Linked DNA regions of Homo sapiens: region 2 is linked to region 1. A link is an interaction called in ENCODE POLR2A ChIA-PET data of the cell type or tissue named here. Cell type or tissue: HepG2. All regions are shown on one strand. Links, peaks and the distances in the headings refer to the core of each region. The heading gives the core; the rest is flanking DNA. Region 1 overlaps LOC105373195 (a long non-coding RNA gene). Region 2 has its middle 9.9 kb from the start of GRIPAP1.

Evidence for each region. ChIA-PET counts read pairs that join two places held together with the same protein. Peaks named below come from ENCODE experiments on the same cell type or tissue, not always from the same donor. Only the 100,000 strongest peaks of a DNase experiment are listed, where the experiment ranks them.
Region 2: POLR2A ChIA-PET joins it to region 1 with 5 read pairs; 5 of 35 experiments call an interaction of 5 or more read pairs at or near these places.

The regions. Positions count from the first base shown.
Region 1 is chrX:49,133,396-49,141,729 of GRCh38, forward strand. It overlaps LOC105373195 (a long non-coding RNA gene), which reads right to left. Exons shown (of 3, transcript XR_007068230.1): 3 at 6,210-8,334. Among named protein-coding and RNA genes, the nearest start is that of GPKOW, 14 kb to the left of the region's middle. In HepG2, for the core only: no CTCF peak of the experiment used is centred there; a DNase peak (open chromatin) is centred at 4,316.
Region 2 is chrX:49,008,038-49,016,371 of GRCh38, forward strand. No RefSeq gene overlaps it. Among named protein-coding and RNA genes, the nearest start is that of GRIPAP1, 9.9 kb to the left of the region's middle. In HepG2, for the core only: no CTCF peak of the experiment used is centred there; no DNase peak of the experiment used is centred there; H3K4me3 peaks cover 377 bases.

The DNA of each region.
Region 1 (8,334 bases), core at 287-8,286:
GAGCCACCACATCCAGCCAGGTAATTTACTTTTATTTATTTATTTATTTTTGGGAAAAGGTATCACACTGTTTGCCCAGGCTGGAGTACAGTGGCTCAGTCATAACTTACTGCAATCTCAAATTCCTGGGCTCAAGCACTCCTCCCACCTCAGGCTCCCAAGTAATTCCCAGCTAATTTTTTCTTTTTTTAGTGGAAAGGAAGTCGCACTATGTTGCCCAGCCTTGTCTTGAACTCCTGGGCTCAAGTGATCTTCTTGTGACTGGGTAATGTATTTATTTTTATTTATAAATGTTTTTTATTTATATAATTGGGACTCACTATGTTGCCCAGGCTGGTCTCCAACTCCTGAGCTCAAGCAACCCTCTTGCCTTGACCTCCCAAAGTGTTAGCATTACAGGTGTGAGCCACTGTGCCCGGCACTTGAAATCTTTTTAAACATTTTTATTTACTTATTAGTTATTTAAGGCTGGGTAATTCATAAAGTGAAGAGGTTTATGTGGCTCACAGTTCTGCAGACTGTACAAGAAGCATGACAGTATCTGTTTGGCTTCTGGTCAGGGCCTTTTGCTGCTTTCATTCATGGCCTAAGTCCAAGGAGAGCCACCATGCAGAGATCACATAGGAAGAGCCATGCAAGAGAGAGGGGAAGTGCCAGGCTCTTTCTTTCCTTCTTTCCTTCCTTCTTTCTTTCCTTTCTTCTTTCCTTCCTTCCTTCTTTCCTTCTTCCTTCCTTCCTCCTTCCTTCCTTCCTTCCTTCCTCCCTTCCTCTCTCTTTGTTTCTTTTTTAGATGGAGTCTCACTCTGTTGTCAGGCTGAAGTGCAGTGGTGCAATCTCATCTCACTGCAACCTCCGCCTCCCGGGTTCAAGCGATTCTCCTGTCTCAGCCTCCTGAGTAGCTGGGACTACAGGCACGCGCCACCACGCCCGGCTAATTTTTTGTATTTTTAGTAGAGACAGCGTTTCACCATGTTGGCCAGAATGGTCTCAATCTCTTGACCTCGTGATCCACCCACCTCGGCCTCCCAAAGTGCTGGGATTACAGGAGTGAGCCACCACGCCCAGCCTTTGCCAGGCTCTTTTCAACAACCAGTTCCCCAGGGAACTAAGAGTGAGAACGAACTCACTCCCTTCCTGAGAGATCCACCCACAAGATCCAAACACCTCTAATCAGGCCCCTCCTCCAACACTGGGGATCAAATTTTAACACGAGGGTTGGCGGAGCCAAACCGTGTCTAAACCATAGGAGTAAGCTTTTCTGTGTTATTTGTGACAATTCATCAATCTGTATGCTTATAAATCAGTGTATGCCATACCGTGATTAAACAGGTTTAAAAATTCTTCTAGAAGTTTTAACAGGGAACAATAGCTAGAATATTTTGTTAAGTGGAAAAAGCAATTTCAGAAGTGTGCAGGTGACTTCTGGGGAATTGGTCACAGTCTCTTTTTTAACCTGGCAGGGGTTACACATATATTAATTTTACAATTCATTAAACTGTTTATGTACATTGTATGCATGTTCTTCTCTATTAGCTATATATCACCATTTTAAAAACTAGAGAGAGAAGGACTTTCAGATGGGTAGGATGAGGAGCTTAGTGGACCTTCTCCCCAACAAAGCAAGCATAACTGGTGGAAATTATTAAAAAATAAAACAACAACCCCCTGAGAGTTTTCAAAGGTCATACAGCAAATGGAGACACATTTATTCAAGAAAATAGGCCGGGTGTGGTGGCTCACGCCTGTAATCCCAGCACTCTGGGAGGCCGAGGTGGGTGGATCATTTGAGGTCAGGACTTTGAGACCAGCCTGGCCAACATGATGAAACCCCATCTCTACTAAAAATTAAAAAATAATTAGCCGGGTGTGGTGGCACATGCTTGTAATCCCAGCTACTGGGGAGGCCGAGGCAGGAGAATTGCTTGAACCCAGGAGGCAGAGGTTGCAGTGAGCAAAGCTCACGCCACTGCACTCCAGCAAGGGCAACAAGAGTGAAACTGTCTCAAAAATAAAAATAAAATAAAATAGGCCAGGTGCGGTGGCTCACACCTGTAATTCTAGCACTTTGGGAGGCCGAGGTGGGTGGATCACCTGAGGTCGGGAGTTCGAAACCAGACTGCCCAACATGGTGAAACCCCATTTCTACTAAAAATACAAAAATTAGCCGGGCGTGGTGGTGCATGCTTGTAATTCCAGCTACTCGGGAGGCTGAGGCAGGAGTATTGCTTGAACCTGGGAGGCAGAGGCTACAGTGAGCCGAGATGGTGCCACTGCACTCCAGCCTGGGCAACAGAGCTAGACTTCGTCTCAAAAAAACAAAACAAAACAAAACAAAACAAAAACCCAAAAAACAATAACAACGACCAAAAAAAAAACCTTAAGGGAAGGGGAAAGTATGATGACGCTATTTCATCAAATAGAGAAGATTAAGTAAGAAGTAAAAATTACAAAAAACCCACAAATTGCCGGGCGCGGTGGCTCACGCCTGTAATCCCAGCACCTTGGGAGGCTGAGGCGGGTGGATCACGAGGTCAGGAGATCGAGATCATCCTGGCTAACACGGTGAAACCCTGTCTCTAATAAAAATACAAAAACAAATTAGTCTGGTGTGGTGGCGGGTGCCTGTAGTCCCAGCTACTCAGGAGGCTGAGGCAGGAGAATGGTGTGAACCTGGGAGGCAAAGCTTGCAGTGAGCCGAGATCGCGCCACTGCACTCCAGGCTGGGCGACAGAGTGAGACTCCGTCTCAAAACAAAACAAAACAAAACCCCACAAATCTTGAAGTTGAATAGTACTGTATAATAACTGAAATGAGAAGAGAAAAAAGAAAAAAATTCACTAGAGGGGATAACAGTAAATTAGAGCTGGCAGGCAAAAGCACCAGTGAACTAGTAGAGAGAACAATATGGATTATGCAAACTGAAGACCAGACAGTAGAAAGAATCAAGAAAAATGAACACAGCATCAGAGAAATATGGGACACCATTAGGTGCACCAACACACAAGTAACAGCAATAGCAGCAGAAGTGGAGACATGCGAGATGAAAGGGGAACATTAAGCATACATACATACATACATACATACATACATACATACATAAAAGAAGTGAAGACAGGAAGTATCATGGCTGCGAGTAGCTGGGGCCTGTGTTGCAAGCAGTAAAGGAATTTACCAAGACAGTCGTAGGTAAAGAAAAGCAGATTTGGCTCAGCGTGGTGGCTCACGCCTGTAATCCCAGCACTTTGGGAGGCCGAGGCAGGAGGATCATGAGGTCAGGAGATTGAGACCATCCTGGCTAACACGGTGAAACCCCATCTCTACTAAAAATACAAAAAAAAAAATTAGCTGGGTGTGGTGGTGGGTGCCTGTAGTCCCAGCTACTCGGGAGGCTGAGGCAGGGGAATGGCGTGAACCCAGGAGGCAGAGCTTGCAGTGAGCCAGGATCGGGCCACTGCACTCCAGCCTGGGCGACAGAGCAAGACTCTGTCTCAAAAAAAAGAAAATAAAAGAAAAGAAAAACAAATTTAGGCCAGGCACAGTGGCTCACATCTGTAATCCCAGCACACTGGGAGGCCTAGGTGGGTGGATCATTTGAGGTCAGGAGTTTGAGACCAGCCTGGCCACCATGGTGAAACCCCATCTCTACTAAAAATACAAAAATTAGCCAGGCATGGTGGTGCATGCCTGAAATACCAGCTACTTGGGAGGCTGAGACAGGTGAATCGCCTGAACCCAGGAGACGGAGGTTGCAGTGAGCCAAGATTGCGCCACTGTACTCCAGCCTTGGCAACAGAGGGAGACGCCGTCCCCCCCAAAAAAATTTAAAAAAATAAAAAATAAAAAAGTCTGGGCATGGTGGCTCATGCCTGTAATCCCAGCACTTTGGGAGGCTGAGGTGGGAGGATCACCTGAGGTCAGGAGTTTGAGACCAGCCTGACCAACATGGAGAAACCCTGTCTCTATTTAAAAAAATACAAAATTAATCCCAGCTACTTGGGAGGCTGAGGCAGGAGAATTGCTTGAACCTGGGAGGCAGAGTTTGCGGCGAGCCAACATCACGCCATTGTACTACAGCCTGGGCAACAACAGCTAAACTCTGTCTCAAAAAAAAAAAAAAAAAAGAAAAAAAGGAAAAAAGAAAAGCAGATTTGTTAGAGAAAGTATGAAGATACATTGCAGGGTACAACAGGCAGCAGAGAAGGGGCTGTCTGCCAAGAGGCGGGGGCTGGAGGTTCATGCTGGAGGGGCCTACCTGGTGGAATGAGGTCATTGTGCCAGCAGGTTGTTTGTGATTAGCCATCTCTCAGAACAATTGTTCATTGTTCTCCCCATCCTGGGGCCCTTCCTGAACTAGGGCCCCTTCCTTGTTACTTAGTTATCAGGACTAAACAGGAAGGAACAGAAAAAAATATCCAAAGAAATAACAGCTAAAAACTTCCCACATTTGATGGAGAAACTTGTTTTTTTTTTTTTTTTTTTTTTTTGAGATGGGGTCTCACTCTGTCACCCAGGCTGGGGTGCAGTGGCTCAACACAACTCACTGCAGCCTCAACCTCCCAGACTCAAGCGATCCTCCCACCTCAGCCTCCGAAGTAGATGAGACTACAGGCACACACCACCATGCCCAGGTTTTTAAAAAAATTATTATTTGTAGAGATGTGGTCTTGCTATGCCCAGGGTGGTCTTAAACTCCTGGGCTCAAGGGATCTTCCATCCTAGGCCTCTCAACCTGTTGGGATTACAGGCATGAGCCACCATGCCCAGCCTGATGGAGAAACTTTCTTTATTCTTTTTTTTTCAGATGGAGTCTCCCTCTGTCAACCAGACTGGAGTGCAGTGGCTCGATCTCAGCTCACTGCAACCTCCACCTCCCTGGTTCAAGTGATTCTCCTGCCCCAGCCTCCTGAGCAGCTGGGATTACAGGTGCCCACAACCATGCTAAGCTAATTTTTGTCTTTCTTTCTTTCTTTCTTTCTTCCCTTTTTTTTTTTTTTTTTTTTGAGACGAAGTCTCGCTCTGTTGCCCAAGCTGGAGTGCAGTGGCGTGATCTCAGCTCACTGCAACCTTCACTTCCCGGGTTCAAGCAATTCTCTGCCTCAGCCTCCCGAGTAGCTGGGATTACAGGTGCCCACCACCACTCCCAGCTAGTTTTTGTAGTTTTTACTACAGATGGGGTTTCACCATATTAGCCAGGCTGGTCTCAAACTCCTGGCCTCAGGTGATCTACCCGCCTTGGCCTCCCAAAATGCTGGGATTACAGGCGTGAACCACTGTGCCTGGCCTTTTTTTTTTTTTTTTTTTTTTTTGAGACGGAGTTTCACTCTTGTTGCCCAGGCTGGAGGGCAATGGCGCAATCTCGGCTCACTGTAACCTCTGCCTCCTGGGTTCAAGCGATTCTCCTGCCTCAGCCTCCTGAGTAGCTGGGATTACAGGCATGTACCACCATGCCTGGCTAATTTTGTATTTTTAGTAAAGACAGGGTTTCACCATGTTGGTCAGGCTGCTCTTGAACTCCTGACCTGAAGTGATCTGCCCACCTAAGCCTCCCAAAGTACTAGGACTATAGGCATGAGTCACCACGTGGGTCCCTGATGGAGAAATTTTAATCTACACATCCAAGAAGTTCAATGAACAAGTAAGATAAATGCAAAGAGGTCCACACCTAGTGTAGGATCCCTGAGTTCCTCCTCCTTTCTTTTTGTGTTCTGACCTAAAATCACAGAGTGCTTTGGCCATTCTTCCACCCAGCGAGCTGCAGGTTTTTCTCAGCAGGCTTGAACCCAAACCAAGGCCTTGAACATTCCCAGGCACTGATAAAGGTATCTGGGTTGTTGCCCAAGCACTGAAAGAAACTGACCCTAGCCCTGAACAAATTCCTTAAAGCCTCATATAAACTCCATACCGTGACCCTTTGGCTGTGGACATACCTAAGTAGAACACCCCTTTTCTCTCATTGTCCCTCATAAGGACAGAGTGCTGTCTCTAGGAATCGATGGAACTGGACTGGATCCCTGAGTAAATATTTTAGTCCAAGGGGAGGTCCACAAGCGATCTGTCTCTGCAGCACTCTGTATGTAAATTCCCCCAATATGCATTTTGGGCTTATCGCCCTGGCATTTAGTGCTTCTGTTTTTGGAATCCCAACTCATCCCATCTCAGGATCATTTTGTAGCAGGACGAGCCGCAGACAGAACCCCTCAGACACTGGGTTAAAGAAGGAAGAGGCTTTATTCGGCCAGGAGCATCGGCAGGCTTGCGTCTCAAGAACTGAGTCCCAGAGAAAGAGTTCTTGGCCCTTTTAAGGGCTTACAGCTCTAAGGGGTCCACATGAAAGGGTCGTGATAGATTGAACAAGCATGGGGTACATGGCTAGGTGGGGGTGGTGAGCAAGGCAAGTGTTTCTCCATACCATTGTCTGTGATCTATAGATAGCACAAGCGGTTAGGGTGTGGGTTAATCTTTAACCTACGGGCCTGGCCAGTGGTGCTGATCAGTCTGTTATTTTTTCAGTTTTTACTTCCTCCTTTTCTTTGGAGATAGGGGACAGTAGGAGAAATGGCCTCTCTCCTCATTCCCCCCTTTGAGAACCTCACTCACTAGTGGGAGTTCTCATTATCATCCTCACTATCTAGATCTTCCTGTGAGACAGATCAATAGTGATTCATGTAGTATACTTGTGCTGAGGTCTTTTGATGAACTAAGGTGATAACGAAGCTTCTTAGTAACTGGAGAAATATGGGTAACATACAGGGGAGTAACATGCAGGTTCCTAACACCATTATCATTCCTATTATAAGAGTTTTAAATCCTCCTAGAGCTGGAAGCCATTTTCCAAACAGGGATCCAGGATCAAACCTATGCCAAACCTGCATGGGTACATGTGCCAGCTTTGTCATGTCTCTAACTATATTTTTGACTACTTGTCCTTGATCATCTCTTTGCAGACAGCACTTGGTCAAGTTGAATTTTTCACAGACTCCTCCTTCAGCTGCCAGCAAATAGTCTAAGGCCAATCTATTCTGATAGATGGCATTTCTCATTTGGGTTTCCTGCTGGGCTAAAAGAGTTAAAGCTCTGCCAGTTTCACTAGTGATTATTTCTAAGATGGCCTGTAACCGTATGATCCAGTTGAGCATGTAGATGGGGGTATGGTATCCCTATGAGTCGTCTTGTGCCCATGTGGCAGGCCTATAGTACTGTATGATCCTTTCGGGGCACCACTCATCATCTTTCCAATTTGCTATAGCTATGCTCCTCTTTTCTTGGGAGGCATAGACAGGGAAACCTAGGAGGTCACCTGTTTTTATGGGCAGTAGGAAAAAGGATGGCTTAATGGTGCCAATGACACAACTACCTGCCCATTGATCAGGTAACTGAGTGTAGGCTCTGTGCCTACATATCCAGTATAGTCCAGCGGGAGCCATCCAGTCTTGATGAGATTGTGGATGGGCCTAAGCAGTCTGTAATTTAGGAAATTTACTGAAGGGATTATTTTCAGTATGGTTTAGACCCCACCAGGTGACTGTCCCTGTGTCCCTGTTATGCTTTTATACAGCTTCTGTCCTAGACAATTGAGCCTTCCTACAGGGATGGTGAAGTCTTTTCCTTTTCTAGGTATGCAGTATTGTCCATTAATAGAGGTTTTCAAGACCCAAAAGTTGCTAGTTTGGGCCTTCTGGACTGGAATTATGTCAGGAACTGGATCAGTAGGCACTAATTCTTGGGTTTCCCAAGGCCATCAGTCTCCCATAGTGGTTCCCTCACATACATAACAGGAAGTAACATTGAGGGAATGAGCTACATATTCTGCTAACTGGAGAAACAAGTTCTTTGTCCTTTTTTGTGGAAGCTCTGGTGCTGGCAGATTCAGCTCATCATAAAAGGTCTGAAACACTGGTTTGGAAGATCGCTTGTGGACCTCCCCTTGGACTAAAATATTTACTCAGGGATCCAGTCCAGTTCCATCGATTCCTAGAGTTACATACTCTCCTGTTTTCCAGCAGGGATCAAGGGGATTGGTAATTAGTAGTTCAATGGGTTACAGTGACCACTAGTGCAGGAAGAGTTACTCTTTCCTTTTTGAAGGCGGACAGGGTCCTTCTCATCTTTTTTTCCAGGTGGCCTAAATGACACAGGACCAGTAACTACATTCATCACTTCACAGTCCTAATTCATGACAAACATACTTATTTTCTACTATATAGCCCCTTTCCCAATCTAGAGAGCCACATCTTATTCTATTTCCATATGGGTCACTGTTGATTGCTGCACAGGCATCAAATTTTAAGATAATTTGTTTGGGGACTCCTTTCTCTTCTGTTCTAGTTATTACTT
Region 2 (8,334 bases), core at 279-8,278, 130 kb before region 1:
GACGTAATGCACTGAGAAAGACACAAGTCACCTCTGTGGTATTTCTGCCAAAAATTCATAATCTGAATCGAATCATGAGAAGCTATTAGGCAAACCCCAACTAAAGAACTCATCAAGACATCAACATCATAAAAAACAAAGATCACTTGCAGTCAGGAGTTTGAGACCAGCCTGGCCAACATGGCGAAACCTGTCTCTACCAAAAATACAAAATTTAGCCGGGCGTGGTGGCAGGCGCCTGTAATCCCAGCTACTTGGGAGGCTGAGGCAGGAGAATTGCATGAACCCAGGAGGCGGAGGTTGTAGTGAGCCAAGATCGCGACACTGCACTCCAGCCTGGGTGGCAGAGCGAGACTTTGACTCAAATAAAAAAAAAAAGAGAATGACTTTCTCTTAAATGTCTTTGGAGAACGACTTTCTCTTAAATGTCTTTGTACAGAAGAGACTGAGACTATTATCCTTAGAAAGATCTGATTGCAAGGTTAGCCCTTGACTAGCATCTGCCAATTTGGCTAGTAAACAGTTTGCTACACTGATACGAGTTGTTCATTGTGGCTGGGCACAGTCGCTCATGCCTGTAATCCCAGCACTTTGGGAGGCCGAGGCGGGTGGATCACTTGAGGTCAGGGGTTTGAGACCAGCCTGACCAACATGGTGAAACCCTGTATCTACTAAAAATACAAAAATTAGCTGGGCATCGTTGCAGTGTCCTGTAATCCCAGCTACTGGGGAAGCCGAGGTAGGACAATTGCTTGAACCCAGGAGGAGGACGTTGCAGTCAGCAGAGATTATGCCACTCTACTCCAGCCTGGGCGACAGAGCGAGACTCTGTCTCAAAAAACAAAACAAAAAAAAACAAAAAAACAAAAAACAAGAGTGGTTTATTGTGCCTAAACTGTTTGTAGAAACTATGTGGTTTATGCGGAACACCTGCATTCCCTCAGAGTCTAGGATTCTGATATGTGCTAGGTAGAGAGTACCTATGTGACCAGTCCCCACTAAAAAGCCTTGGCCACTGAGTCTCTAATGAGCTTCCCCAGTAGACAACACTTTGCACATGTTGTCACAACTCATTGCTGGAGAAATTGAGTCTTGTATGACTCCACAGGGCGACTCTTGGAAGCCTGTGCCTGGTCCTCTGGATTTCAGTCTGTTGCTCAAGGGAGGTACAGAGCATAAAGAAGCCTGTGCATGGATTTCCTGGATCCCACCTGTGTCCTTTTTTTTTTTTTTTTTTTTTTTTTTTTTGAGACAGGGTCTCACTCTGTCATCCAGGCTGGAGTGCAGTGGTGCAACCTCAGCTCACTGGAACCTCCGCCTCCTGGGTTCAAACAATTCTCCTTCATCAGTCTCCTGAGTAGCTGGCATTACAGGTGGGCGCCACCACGATGGGCTAATTATTATATTTTATTTATTTATTTATTTTTTATTATTATTATACTTTAAGTTTTAGGGTACATGTGCACAATGTGCCGGTTAGTTACATACGTATACATGTGCCATGCTGGTGTGCTGCACCCATTAACTCGTCATTTAGCATTAGGTATATCTCCTAATGCTATCCCTCCCCCCTCCCCCCACCCCACAACAGTCCCCAGAGTGTGATGTTCCCCTTCCTGTGTCCATGTGTTCTCATTGTTCAATTCCCATCTATAAGTGAGAACATGCAGTGTTTGGTTTTTTGTCCTTGCGATAGTTTACTGAGAATGATGATTTCCAATTTCATCCATGTCCCTACAAAGGACATGAACTCATCATTTTTTATGGCTGCATAGTATTCCATGGTGTATATGTGCCACATTTTCTTAATCCAGTCTATCATTGTTGGACATTTGGGTTGGTTCCAAGTCTTTGCTATTGTGAATACTGATGCAATAAACATACATGTGCATGTGTCTTCATAGCAGCATGATTTATAGTCCTTTGGGTATATACCCAGTAATGGGATGGCTGGGTCAAATGGTATTTCTGGTTCTAGATCCCTGAGGAATCGCCACACTGACTTCCACAATGGTTGAACTAGTTTACAGTCCCACCAACAGTGTAAAAGTGTTCCTATTTCTCCACATCCTCTCCAGCACCTGTTGTTTCCTGACTTTTTAATGATTGCCATTCTAACTGATGTGAGATGGTATCTCACTGTGGTTTTGGTTTGCATTTCTCTGATGGCCAGTGATGATGAGCATTTTTTCATGTGTCTTTTGGCTGCATAAATGTCTTCTTTTGAGAAGTGTCTGTTCATATCCTTTGCCCACTTTTTAATGGGGTTGTTTGTTTTTTTCTTCTAAATTTGTTTGAGTTCATTATAGATTCTGGATATTAGCCCTTTATCAGATGAGTAGGTTGCGAAAATTTTCTCCCATTTTGTAGGTTGCCTGTTCACTCTGATGGTAGTTTCTTTTGCTGTGCAGAAGCTCTTTAGTCTAATTAGATCCCATTTGTCAATTTTGGCTTTTGTTGCCATTGCTTTTGGTGTTTTAGACATGAAGCCCTTGCCCATGCCTATGTCCTGAATGGTAATGCCTAGGTTTTCTTCTAGGGTTTTTATGGTTTTAGGTCTAACGTTTAAGTCTTTAATCCATCTTGAATTAATTATTGTATAAGGTATAAGGAAGGGATCCAGTTTCAGCTTTCTACATATGGCTAGCCAGTTTTCCCAGCACCATTTATTAAATAGGGAATCCTTTCCCCATTGCTTGTTTTTCTCAGATTTGTCAAAGGTCAGATAGTTGTAGATATGTGGCGTAATTTCTGAGGGCTCTGTTCTGTTCCATTGATCTATATCTCTGTTTTGGTACCAGTACCATGCTGTTTTGGTTACTGTAGCCTTGTAGTATAGTTTGAAGTCAGGTAGCATGATGCCTCCAGCTTTGTTCTTTTGGCTTAGGATTGACTTGACAATGCAGGCTCTTTTTTGGTTCCATATGAACTTTAAAGTAGTTTTTTCCAATTCTGTGAAGAAAGTCATTGGTAGCTTGATGGGGATGGCATTGAATCTATAAATTACCTTGGGCAGTATGGCCATTTTCACAATATTGATTCTTCCTACCCATGAGCATGGAATGTTCTTCCATTTCTTTGTATCCTCTTTTATTTCATTGAGCAGTGGTTTGTAGTTCTCCTTGAAGAGGTCCTTCACGTCCCTTGTAAGTTGGATTCCTAAGTATTTTATTCTCTTTGAAGCAATTGTGAATGGGAGTTCACTCATGATTTGGCTCTCTGTCTGTTATTGGTGTATAAGAATGCTTGTGATTTTTGTACATTGATTTTGTATCCTGAGACTTTGCTGAAGTTGCTTATCAGCTTAAGGAGATTTTCGGCTGAGACAATGGGGTTTTAATTATCGTATTTTAAATAGAGATGGGGTTTCACAATGTTGGCCAGGCGATGGTGTCAAACTCCTGACCTCAAGTGATCTGCCTACCTCAGCCTCCCAAAGTGCTGGGATTACAGGCATGAGCCACCAGGCCCAGCCAACTTTTTTTTTTTTTTTTTTTTTTTTGAGACAGAGTTTTGCTCATATTGCCCAGTCTGGAGTACAGTGGCGAGATCTCAGCTCACTGCCACTTCTGCCTCCCGGGTTCAAGCAATTCTCCTGCCTCAGCCTCCCAAATAGCTGGGATTACAGGCATGCACCATCATGCCTGGCTAATTTTTGTATTTTTAGTAGAGATGGGGTTTCACCATGTTGGTCAGGCTGGTCTCCAACTCCTGACCTCAGGTGATCCACCTGCCTCAGCCTCCGAAAGTGCTTGGATTACAAGCGTGATCCACTGTGCCCAGACTTTTCATTAATTTATTTATTTTTGAGATGGAGTTTGGCTCTCATTGCCCAGGCTGGAGTGCAATGGTGCGATCTCTTCTCACTGCAACCTCCACCTCCCCAGTTCAAACTATTCTCCTGCCTCAGCCTCCCAAGTAGCTGGATTACAGACATGCGCCACCACACCTGGCTATTTTTTTTTTTGAGATGGAGTTTTGCTCTTGTCACCCAGGATGGAGTGCAATAGCGTGATCTCAGCTCACTGCAACCTCCACCTCCCGGGTTCAAGTGATTCTCCTACCTCAGCCTCCCTAGTAGTTGGGATTACAGGTGCCTGCCACCAAGCCTGGCTAATTTAAAATTTTTTTTTTTTATTTTTAGTAGAGATGAGGTTTTGTCACGTTGGCCAGGCTGGTCTTGAACTCCCGACCTCAGGTGATCCACCTGCCTCGGTCTCCCAAGTGCTGGGATTACAGCCATGAGCCACTGCATCCAGCCTTTCAGCCTTTTCGAGATAGTGTCTCAACTCTAGTCTCCCAGGCTAGAGTGTAGTTGCATGAACACGGCTCATTACAGCCTTGACCTCCTGGGCTCAAGTGATCCTCCCACCTCAGCCTCCTGAGTAACTGGGACCACAGGCACCTACCACCAGGCCCAACTAATTTTTGTATGTTTTGTAGATGCGCCCACCACCACACCCAACTAATTTTTGTATGTTTTGTAGAGATGGTTTTTGCCATATTGCCTAGGCTGGTCTTGAACTCCTGAGCTCAAGCAATCAGCCTGCCTCAGCCTCCCAAAGTGCTAGAATTACAGGCATGAGCCACCGGGCCAGCTGCAACTATTCTATTAATCCGAAATTATTTCAAGACATAATTTAAAATGGAAAAACCGGCTGGGCGCGGTGGCTCACACCTGTAATCCCAACACTTTGGGAGGCCGAGGTGGGTGGATCACTTGAGACCAGGAGTTTGAGACCAGCCAGGGCAACGTGGTGAAACCCCCTCTCTACTAAAGATACAAAAATTAGTCGGGCTCGGTGGCACACACCTGTAGTCCCAGCTGCTCGGGACGCTGAGACACAAGAATTGCTTGAATCTGGGGGACAGAGATTGCAGTGAGCTGGGATCGCACCACTGCACTCCAGCCTGGGTGACAGAGCGAGACTTCATCTCAAAAAAAAAAAAAAAGAAGAAAAATAGAAAAATGAAAATGAAACCAAATCTGTACCCTAGATGCGCTTATTGCTCATTGCTAGAGATATATCTGTTTGTAGGCCCTCTCAGTGAACAGACAGGGGACACATACACAGACATGCACACTAGTTCTCTTTATAACATAACTCTCTTTCTCTGTCTATATATAAAACCATGAGATCATCCTGATACCTCCAATTCCAATTCAACACTTCAGGGTAAACTTTTGTTTTCCCCATCCATATTTGTCACTCTTTTAGTAAGTAATCTAACTCCCATTATTCCTAATTACTTGTTTCCTCAAACCTAGATTACACAAAGGAATTTTCAGAATTGCCTAACCCACACCACTACAAAAGCAAATCTACTTACCAGAGTACAATATTTGTTTACAGATATATATATATATTTTTTTTAGAGACAGCGTCTTGCTCTGTCACCCAGGGTGGAGTGCAGTGTGGAACGATCTCAGCTCACTGCAACTTCCACCTCCTGGGTTCAAGCAATTCTCATACTTCAGCCTCCCAGACCTTTTTTTTTTTTTTCTTTAAGACAGGGTCTCACTTTGTCACCCAGGCTGGAGTGCAGTGGTGTGATCACAGCTGACCGCAGCCTCAAACTCTTGGGCTCAAGCGATCCTCCCACCTCAGCCTCTTATGTAGTGGGGACTACAGGTACATGCCACCACGCCTGGCTAATTTTAAAAAAAATATTTTTTTGTGGCCGGGGGCGGTGGCGCACGCCTGTAATCCCAGCACTTTGGGAGGCCAAGGCGGGCGGATCACGAGGTCAGGAGATCGAGACCATCCTGGCCAACACGGTGAAACCCCGTCTCTACTAAAAACACAAAAAATTAGCTGGGATTGGTGGCACGTGCCTGTAGTCCCAGCTACTTGGGAGGCTGAAGCAAGAGAATCGCTTGAACCTGGGAGGTGGAGGTTGCAGTGAGCCGAGATCGCACCACTGCACTACAGCCTGGGCGACAGAGTGAGACTCCATCTCAAAAAAAAAAAAAATTTGTAGGCCGGGCATGGTGGCTCACACCTTAATCCCAGCACTTTGGGAGGCTGAGGTGGGCAGATCACCTGAGGTCAAGAGTTCGAGACCAGCCTGGCCAACGTGGTGAAACCCCATCTCTACTTAAAATACAGAAATTAGCTGGGCATGGTGGCGGGCGCCTGTAATCCCAGCTACTCAGGAGGCTGAGGCAGGAGAATCGCTTGAAGCCAGGAGGCAGAGGTTGCAGTGAGCCAAGATTGCGTCATTGCACTCCAGCCTGGGCAACAAGAGCCAGACTCTCAAAAAATATATAGATAGATAGATAGATATGTATATATATATACACACACTATATATACACATACATATATATATATACACACACATACATATATATACACACACATATATATATAGTAGAGACAGGGACCTTACTATGTTCCCCAGGGTTGTCTCCAACTCCTGGCCTGAAGCAATCCTCCTGTCTCAGCCTCCCAAAGTGCCCAGATTGCAGGTGGGAGCCAGCATACCCAACCCATTGTTTACAGGCATTTTTCTTTTTTTTTTCTTTTTTTTTTTTTTTTTGAGACAGAGTCTTGCTCTGTCGCCTAGGCTGGCTGGAGTGCAGTGGCGCAATCTCGGCTCACTGCAAGCTCCGCCTCCTGGGTTCACGCCATTCTCCTGCCTCAGCCTCCCGAGTAGCTGGGACTACAGGCGCCTGCCACCACGCCCGGCTAATTTTTTGTATTTTTTTTAGTAGAGACGGGGTTTCACCGTGTTGGCCAGGATGGTCTCGATCTCCTGACCTCGTGATCCGCCCGCCTCGGCCTCCCAAAGTGCTGGGATTACAGGCGTGAGCCACCGCGCCCAGCCTGTTTACAGGCATTTTTGAGGTAAAATTTACATGTGGTAAAATTCACAAATCAAAATTCACAGCAGCCTGATAAAGAATACACTTGGCCGGGTGTGGTGGTTCGCGTCTGTAATCCCAGCACTTTGGGAGGCCGAGGCTGGCGGATCACGAGGTCAGATCGAGACCATCCTGGCTAACATGGTGAAACCCCATCTCTACTAAAAAAAAATACAAAACATTAGCCGGGCGTGGTGGCGGCTGCCCATAGTCCCAGCTACTTGGGAGGCTGAGGCAGGAGAATGGCGTGAACCTGGGAGGCAGAGCTTGCAGTGAGCCGAGATCGCGCCACTGCACTCCAGCCTGGGTGACAGAGTGAGACTCCGTCTCTAAAAAAAAAAAAAAAAAAAGAATACACTCAAGTAGCTCCTACCCCTATCATGATATAGAATGTTTACATCAGCAGGGCGCGGGGGCTCACACTTGTAATCCCAGCACTTTGGGAGTCCAAGGCGGGCAGATTACGAGGTCTGGAATTCAAGACTAGCCTGGGCAACACACTGAAACACCGTCTCTACTAAAAATACAAAAATTAGCTGGGTGTGCTGGCGGGTGCCTGTAATCCCAGCTACTCGGGAGGCTGAGGCAGGAGAATCGCTTGAACCCAGGAGGTGGAGGTTGCAGTAAGCTGAGATCGCGTCACTGCACTCCAGCCTGGGCGACAGAGCTAGACTCTGTCTCAAAAAAAAAAAAAAAAAGAATGTTTACATCACCCCAGTTCTTTCCCAGCTGTTCTCAGTCAATCCTCTCCCCTATGAGGCAATGAGTGTTAAAACTTCAGGGATCCTGTAATACCAGCACTTTGGGAGGCCGAGGCGGGTGGATTGCTTGAGGCCAGATGTTGGAGACTAGCCTGGCCAACATGGCGAAACCCCATCTCTACTAAAAATACAAAAATTAGCTGGGCGTGGTGGCATGCGACTGCAGTCCCAGCTACTCAGGAGGCAGAGGCACAAGAATTGCTTGAACCCGGTAGGTGGAGGTAGCAGTGAGCAGAAGTCACACCACTGCACTCCAGCCTGGGCGACAGAGCGAGACTCCATTTCCACAAAAAAAAAAAAAAAAAAAGAAAAAGAAAAAGAAAAAAAGAAATTGAGGGCACATGGCTATCCAATTGTTCCAACATTATTTGTTGAAAAGAATATCCATTCTGCACTTAGCACTTTTTTCAAAAATCAATTGAACATATATGTGTGGGTCTATTTCTGGGGTTTCTGTTCTCTTTCATTGATATAATTGGCTGTCTTGACACAGATACCACAATATTTTGATTATTGTAGCTTTATAATAAGTCATGAAGTCAGGAAGTGCAGGTCCTCCAAATTTGTTCTTGTTTTTCAAAGTTGTTTTAGTTTTTTTACATTTCCATATGACTTTTAGAACCAGGTTGTCGGCCGGGTGCGGTGGCTCACGCCTGTAATCCCAGCACTTTGGGAGGCCGAGGCAGGCGGATCACTTGAGGTCAG